2 separate regions of the Homo sapiens genome follow, and region 1 is linked to region 2. Evidence: read pairs that join two places in POLR2A ChIA-PET (ENCODE). Cell type or tissue: PC-3. All regions are shown on one strand. Links, peaks and the distances in the headings refer to the core of each region. The heading gives the core; the rest is flanking DNA. Region 1 has its middle 170 kb from the start of LINC01911. Region 2 has its middle 440 kb from the start of LINC01911.

Region 1 (4,404 bases), core at 108-4,107, 610 kb before region 2:
AGTAATTCTATTTTGTAGGTATTATTTTTCTTATGTATAAATGGGAAAAAAAATGAGGTGTTGAAGGATTTTAAAACTTGTCCGAAGTCATCAAGCTGGTAATTGATAGTCGATATTCCAATTTAGGTAATGTAACTACAGAGATGAAGCAGAACAAATCTCATTGTAGATTTGTTGGCGATGAGGTTTGAGTTCCTAAAACTGAGATGTTTGGGTATAAGGTAATAGGCATTAACGAAAATACCATTGATCCTTGGATAAGAGAACTTGGCTTTACAATGTTCACAAAGCCAGGGAAGTTGTTACATGGGCATCTATAGAACCTTATTCATCCACTTATGATATAGGTAAAATTATTTCCATTACTATTTTACAGATAAAGGAAGTGAAATCTATGTTACATGAATGGATAAATTAAGTTCTGAGAGATTCCTAAACTTACCAAAGCTCTCAAGGCTGGAAAGGGGCAGGGATGAGATTCAAACCCAAATTATAACTCCAAGTCCAGGTCTCATCTGGCTGTAACAGAACTGCCATGAGTGGGTAAAGCAAAGACACTAGGGTGTTTTAATTTCGTAGGACAATTTCTTCATTTATTCTTTCACCAAGTATTTATTAAATAGCTCCCATGTTCAATCACCATTCTAAATGCTTTGATATATAAGATCTGGTCTCTGTTCTCCACCACTTCATAATACAACTTAGGAAAAAGGTATATATATAAATACCTGTGATATAAGGCAGCATATGACAAATCCCATGTGGGTATGACCTAATTGTGAGGGAGCAGAGTATCTTGCATAAAGCGAATGTGGCAGAAAACCCTTGTACAATCTTGCTTCAGCCCACCCAAGGTCTCTCAGCCATTTTCTATGTCAGCATTACCTTCACTTGTGAACATTTAGACTTCTTATACTTTTGCTAAAAGAATGCTATACAGCAAGACCTGGACTGTTGTAATCCTATAATAATTAGTCTAACACAAATGGAAGATAGAACAAAAGCACAATATGTTCTAAAGTTTTTAAAATTATACACTGACAAATTATAGTTATACAGTATAGCTAATAATTGAGTACTGTACATCTCCATATCACTAAGAAAGTAAATCTCAGATGCTCTCACAGCAAAAAACGTCAAATGTTTGAAGTGATGCATAGGTTAGTTAGCTTAATCTAATCCTTCCACACTGTATTAAAAGATCATAATGGCAGTTTGTGCCTGTATTCATCCTACTGTGCAACAGACCTCAGAAAAAATCAAACTTATTTCTCCTAACTGAGGCTTTGCAGTCTTTCATGATTATCTCCCCATTTCTTCCACCCCTACCTCCCGCCTCTGTTAAACACCACTTTACTCTCTGGTTCTATGAGTTCAATTGTTTTAGATTCCACATGTAAGTGAGGCAATGTGGTGTTTATCTTGCTGTGTTTGGCTTATTTGGTTTAGCCTGATGTTCAGTTTCATCCGTGTTGTCACAAATGACAACATGGCTTTTTAAGGCTGACTAGTATTCTATTGTGTATATATACCACAAGTTTTTAATCCATTCATCCACTGATGGGCACTTAGGTTGATTCCATAACTTGGCTGTTGTGAATGGTGTTACAATTAACATGGGTGTGCAGACACCTCTTTGACTACATCTGATAAGGGATTAGAGATTAATATGCGAATGACATAAGGGACTGAAGCAACTCTATAGAAAGAAAACAAATAATTCAATTAAGAAATGGGCAAAGGAGCTGAAGAGACATTTCTCAAAAGAAGACATATGAATGGCTAACAGATAAGTGAAAAAATGTTCTATAGTTTATTTACTTTCATGAGAGTTTTGCTATTTGGTAATCTTCCTATTAGTAACTCACAGAAAATTTTACTCCAGGCCCCAAGTGAGGTAAGAAAAGTTGCAATCAGATGTTGTGCTTATCAGTCATCTTGGATATCAAACTGGAAACAGGTTGCTGAGTGAAAGGCATATTGAGAATAGGAACCAACCAGTTTTGTTGAGACTTTTAAAACTGCTCAGAGAGAAATAACTATCAGAAGGGTGAAATCATAGAATGGGCAATATCTGATTATAACTGTAGGTTAACTTGAGTTAAAATTAGGAATTTGTTAAGCCCTTGTTAATGATCTCTATGTCTTGACACTCTAAAGTGTTTTCTTACTGTCTTCTACTAAGAGCTATTGGAATAATGTGAGGCCTGAAGAGTTCCTGTCTTCACACCACCCCATCCCTCAATCCCTAAAACATCTAGTGAAGGTGGAATTGGGAAAAGGTGATGTTTTCATAAATCCTAAAGAAAGAATAAGATTTTGATAGACAGGAGGCAGTAAGGTGGAGTGAACAAAGATATGAAGGTTTCAAAGCTCATTGTTTCGGGGAATGTCCATTACATCATATTGAGGCTTTGTTTTATTTGCTTGCTTGAAGAAAATATGTGAGTCATAAGTCAGGAAATGTAGGGTATAGCCAGAATGTGGAATATGAGAAACTAGAAAAGGGATTTTGAAAAGGTATCTATAGGCAATGGTTAGTAACTCAACAAGAGTATCACATGATGTCAGATATATTTTTCCAATAGAATCTGGAAAATTAACTTGGTATGAAGTTATTGCAGAAGGTATGCCATCAGAGGCAGTGAAATTTGTTAAAATCAATTGTCTAAGCCTGGACTAAGAAGTTAATAACTGAGAACAAGGGAAAACTTTATGGATAAAAATGATGGATGCATGATCTGTGGAAAACAAAAAGAAATTAACAGGATTGAGAACTCTTCCTGAAAGGGTGAGGTAAAGAAAAAGGGGCAAAAGGGTTTAAGCCAAGGATGAACTACAGGAAGTAATGTAAAATTAACAGATATTGTAATGTCAGAAGTAAAAGCAAGGTTTGAAGGAAAAATGAATAGGGATAGAGTAATATTTCTTGATCTAGAGATGCTGTTTGGACTTTTATTTGGAAATGTTCTTTAGGAATTTGGAATTTCAGATCTGGAATGCAGAAGAGAGATCATGGATTACAGTGTGTGACTCCTTTAAGGGAAAGACAATAGAAGGATCCAGGTAAAACAAAACAAAACAAAACAAAAAAAACTAGAGAAGGTAAAAAGAGCCAGAAAAGATATATGAAGTTCAGAGAGGTAGGAAGATAATTAAAATAATACCAGCAGGAAAGCTTTCTGATTCAACTCATTAAAATGGCATTACTTCAGGCAATATTTTAATTAGCTCCTCATGTTCAGAATTTAAAATTTTCTCTAAAACTGTCTATTATCTTTTACTAAAATCTACAAGTAAATACATCAGTTTAAAAAATATAAAAATTGAAAAAAAGTGGATTTTAGTGATAATTTTTGCCAAAATTAGTTTCCTTAAGATTCTAGCTTTTCTGGAGCCAAAAGTGATTTGCATGTTACAATAAAAACATCTATGGCTGGGTGCAGTGGCTCATGCCTGAAATCCCAGCACTTTGGGAGGCTGAGGCAGGAGGATCACTTGAGCCCATGAGTTTGAGACCAGCCTAAGCAACATAAGGAGACCCTATTCCTATAAATAATTTTTTAAAAAAATAGCTGGGCATGGTTGCACATGCCTGTGTTCCCAGTTATTCTGGAGGCTGAGGTGGGAGGATTGCCTGAGCCTGGAAGGTAGAGGCTGCAATGAGCCACGATTGCACCACTGCACTCCAGCCTGGGTGACAGAATAAGACCCTTTCTCAAAAATAAATAAATAAATAAAGAGAAAGAAAAAGAAAAAGAAATCTATGCATTCTATCAAGGGAGAAAATTAACTTTTTTTAAAAAAAGACAGTGATTCTAAGCTACAATTCTAATTTTAGAACAATATTTCTCTTTTGCCTAATTTATATTTTCTCTAAAACAAAAATCTGGGGGAAACTTAGAGCAAAATTTTTCAAATCACCTTCTTGTATTCTAGAAAAGTAAAGATATTTTAAAGGCCATGTTGTCTCTCAGAGTTACTGAAACATTTTACCAAATATAGAATATTCTTAAGTACTGTGGACATGGTACCAGACACATCACAGATATTATTTTATAACTTAAAATAGCATGTAAATACAATATTTTAAGATTAATTCTCGCCTAAGCATCATCTGTCCATTCACTCATTCATTTGAAAATATTGATTGCACACTTGGGATGTATCAGTGACGAAAATAGACAAAAATTCCTGCCCTCTCATTAGACATGGTTGCTGTACAAGACAATGAGGTTGAACCCAAACTATAACTTGACCCTTTGAAATATGGAACATTTGCTGTTAAATTTATCAGTGCATTTATGCTCTGTGTGTGTAAAAATATTTTTTTTCCTCAGAAAATCTATGTCTTTCAAATGTGAGGGAAACGAAATGACCTTTACTCCTGTCTACTTTAATAAT
Region 2 (4,404 bases), core at 184-4,183:
AGAGCACAGCCACAGTTTCAGATAATGGGCATATCATAAGACCAGTTACACTTCTTTTCTGTAAAAGGTTCTCTGGTTGGAGGTAATGTTAGGTGGGATATCATGATAAGGCATAAATGTAAGTCAAAAAGTGGTAATGCTCTCTGAAGTCCTCCAGGCAAGAAAGAAAAACCTGTTCCTGAAATTTGAGAATATTCCTAAGAAAATAAAGCACTCCTTTAGCCATGAAGGAAGAGATCAAATGTAATCAACTGGCTACCAGGTAGACAGATGAAGCCTCCAGGAATTGCTCCCATATCAATACTTGACTTTAGGCTCTCTTGGCAGGTGGGAACTCAACAGTGGCAGTCACAACAGGAGCCTGGGCAAGACCATGTTGTTGAGTGTATAAGGCTTATTTTCTGATTAAGATGCAGTCTTCTAAGACCAAAGAGATTCAGAGAAAAAGGTCGAGAACTATGCGCCAAGTCTGGCTTAATTTAGGCTTTAAAAATATCCAACCTCTCTTCTAAAATACAGTACCCAGATACCTCAAAGTTTTCCAAGAAAGGGGATAATGGATTCCTAATTCAAGTAAAGGCAGGGAAATATGTGACGATTCAATTCATCAGGCCCCTACCCATGTGGAGGATCTCTTCCTCTTGCAAATTTTGGAGGTTATAGGTTTTTTATTAAAAGACAAGTTGGGTAGAAGATATTGCATATTGGATGAGTTGCAATCCCCCAACCTCTCTTTCAGCATTGTTTCTATTCTACAGGCTCTCTATATACAAATTGTGGTCCACATATCAAGAGTATTGTTATCACCTGTGATCTTGTTGGCATTGTTCTACAGACCTAATAATCAGAATCTGCAGTATAACATGATCCCCAGGTGATTTAGATACATACTAAATTTTGAGAAGTACTGCTACAGACTTCTTTTCCCAGTATCCTGTCATAGAGTTTGTTGCACGACCTATGTTCTGCCAAGCAGATACACCTGCATGTGTGCAAGACTTGGAGAAATAAACTGAACAATTTCACATAGCAGTAGTTTTCAAACTTTAGCCTGTATCAGAAACACACATCATTAGGCCTCATGCCCAGAGTATCTGATTACATAGGTCTGGAGCACGGTAAGAGAATTTGCATTTCTAACAAGTTACCAGGTGATGCTGATACTGCTAGTTCAGGGACCACACTTTGAAAACTGCTCTCAAACAGCATCGTGGCAGGGGTGTTTGGTTCTTCTGAGGCCAATAGCAGTGACAACACTTGCCCAATGCAACATCCTTCTGATTGTGGCAGAAGCACTGGGGTTCTGAGGCCAATGGCAGCAGCAGCTTCCTTAGCAAGCCAGTTTTTCAGTGTGGTTCTGGGCATCGTTCCCAGAAGCTCAGCCTAGAGTCTGTACTTTTAACTTTCCCAATAATTTTGTGAACTATCATAAATCCCTTTCCAACTAAACTTGTTAGGTCAGATTCTGTTGCCTACAACTAAGAACCTGGCCAATGTTTCTCATACATATACTTAGCAAAGAGGTCTTAGAGATTATTTTTATTGTTGAGCCCACTTCACCTTGAAAGGCCAGCAGACAAAAGGGACAAGACTTAGCTAAAGCCTTAGTCAAAAATAAAGAGTATATTTAAATAGTGTCTCCTGCGTCATATATTTTAGGAACCCAATCACAGTAGCAGGTGACTGGAGTCTGACTGCAGCACAGGTGAAGAATTCTCAGCATCTAGCATTGTCCAGAGGACCTAACCTCAATTCCTGAGGCATGACTAACATCTGCATTATGTAAAGCTTAATATAGTGATTAAAAAGATCACATTTTAGGCTGGGCACGGTGACTAATGACTCTAATCCCAGCACTTTGGGAGGCTGAGGCGGGTAGATCACCTGAGCCTAGCTAGGAGTTTGAGACCAGCCTGACCAACATGGTGAAACACTGTCTCTACTAAAAAATACGAAAAAAAAAATTAGATGGACATGGTGGTGCTCACCAGTAATCCCAGCTACTTGATGCTGAGGCACAAGAAGAATCACTTAAACCCGGGAGGCGGAGGTTGCAGTGAGCCAACATCACACCACTGCACTCCAGCCTGGGCAACAGAGCAACACCCTGTCTCAGGAAAAAAATGAAAGAAAGAAAAATCACATTTTATTTATTTTATTTATTTAGAGACAGAGTCTCGCTCTGTTGGCCAGGCTAGAGTGTAGTGGCATGATCTCGGCTCACTGCAACCTCTGTCTCCCAGGCTCAAGCAATTCTCCTGCCTCAGCCTCCTGAGTAGCTGGGATTACAGGTGTGTGCCACCACACCCGGGTAATTTTTGTATTTTTAGTAGAGGCAGGGTTTCACCATGTTGGCCAGGCTGGTCTCGAACTCCTGACCTCGGGCAATCTGCCTGCCTTGGCCTCCCAAAGTGCTGGGATTACAGGCGTGAGCCACCGCACCCGGCCATAAAAGATCACATTTTAAATATCCATTGAGAAGAAATCTCTGTTGGGTATCCAAACCATATCATGAATTAGCAATGAAAGGCTTGACTTTTGATCATGCATAAACATATATTTAAAATAATCTTTCACAGCTAATGAGGCTAATTATATGTACTAACTAATCTTCCTCTGAAAAGCAGGGCTTGCAACTGAATTATGACACCACTGTTGAGTTCTGGCTTTCCAAATACTACCACACAACTGTTGATTAGGCAAAGCTGAGTTCATTGCTTACAACATAAGGCAGGATGCCCCTCCCCTACAAAAGTGCCTTGGCAGTGTCCCAATTTATTGGGAATTGGAAGTTTGGGTTAAGGTAGGTCTTTCAATTTGGAGGTTGTGGACAGTAGTACAAGCAAGATGGGGTTGGTTAGGATTTGGTGAAGATCATGAAACAGCAAGGCAAGGATTTTTGAGATTAAGAATTCAAAGAATTTGAGGATGCAAACTGTATGTTGATGTTTTCCATGAAAAGTTAAACCCAATAGCCTGGGCAAGAGTTTCATAGAAAAAGTAAGTTATGTTAATGCAGACAGTAAGTTATGAGGAGTAAATGGTCTTAGTTTTCAGTGTCTAAGCTTTGTGGAGCATCAGGCCACTGATTTTGGTTCTTATATACTACCAGAAAGTGAAATCCTTCAGGAAGGAACCTTCTACTACAAGTGCCTAGTAAGCACCTGGTACTCAATAAATGTTTGTCAGCTGCCCCACTGGATGGATTGATGGATGGATGGGCGGGTGGATGGATGAATGAATGGATGGATGGATGGGTGGATGTATGAATTCATAATGGTTTTATCTGCAGAATCACAGAAGGATCCAGTCAGAATCGGGGGCTATCCAATATTTTCTCATATGGCAAAGAATTTTGTAGTTATAATACAAAGCCAACAGGAAAGGAGGTTTCTGGTGGGTCATAGGGAGAGTAAGTTGCTACAGTATAAATTATAAAATTTCAGTCTGAAAAGGAGATGGGGCTCCTTCTGTAAAAAATCAGTTTAGAGTGTTCTTAAATGCCAGACATGCAGACAACAAAAGCGTTTGACAGGATTATGATCTCAGAGTCAGCGTAGGGTAGATCAATATGGGGGAGTGAATGCCATCTCCAAAAACACTACATCTTGGCGTATGTTTATGATTTACATTAGCCCCAAGAGAAATCAGAGGGGAAGAAGTCTTCAATTTGACTGTATTTAAAATCAACATCACTGAGAAACCACTAAAACTGTAAGTAGCTAAATGAAGTTTTCTGCTTCAGACTGAAAAGGGGGCTCAAGATGAAAATTGTCTAGTTAACAGCTGAATTCTACCAGAGGTACAAAGAGGAGCTGTTGCCATTTTTTTCTGAAACTATTCCAAACAATTGAAAAGGAGAGACTCCTCCCTAACTCATTCTTGGAGGCCAGCATCATCCTGATACCACAACCTGGAAGAGACGTAACAAAAAAAAAGAACACTTCAGGCCAATATCCCTGATAAACAATGATGCAAAAATTCTCTGCAGCACACCAGCATGGCACATGTATACATATGTAACTAACCTGCACAATGTGCACACGTACCCTAAAACTTAAAGTATAATAATAAAAGAAAAAAAAATTCTCAATAAAATACTGGCAAGCCAAATCCAGCAGCACATTAAAAAGCTTATCCACCACGATCAAGTCGGCTTCATCCCTGGGATGCCAGGCTGGTTCAACATACACAAATCAATAAACGTAATCCATCACATAAACAGAACCAATGACAAAAACTACATGATGCATCTATTGACAAATGATGCAGAAAAGGCCTTCAAAAAAATTCAACATCGCTTCATGTTAAAAACTCTCAATAAACTAGGTATTTATGGAACATATCTCAAAGTAATAAGAGCTATTTATGACAAACCCATAGCCGAAATCATACTGAATGGGC

The links. ChIA-PET counts read pairs that join two places held together with the same protein. Peaks named below come from ENCODE experiments on the same cell type or tissue, not always from the same donor. Only the 100,000 strongest peaks of a DNase experiment are listed, where the experiment ranks them.
Region 1: POLR2A ChIA-PET joins it to region 2 with 12 read pairs; 1 of 35 experiments calls an interaction of 5 or more read pairs at or near these places.

The regions. Positions count from the first base shown.
Region 1 is chr2:146,664,111-146,668,514 of GRCh38, forward strand. No RefSeq gene overlaps it. Among named protein-coding and RNA genes, the nearest start is that of LINC01911, 170 kb to the right of the region's middle. In PC-3, for the core only: no CTCF peak of the experiment used is centred there; a DNase peak (open chromatin) is centred at 2,431.
Region 2 is chr2:147,277,356-147,281,759 of GRCh38, forward strand. No RefSeq gene overlaps it. Among named protein-coding and RNA genes, the nearest start is that of LINC01911, 440 kb to the left of the region's middle. In PC-3, for the core only: no CTCF peak of the experiment used is centred there; DNase peaks (open chromatin) are centred at 1,366 and 1,736; H3K27ac peaks cover 1,372 bases.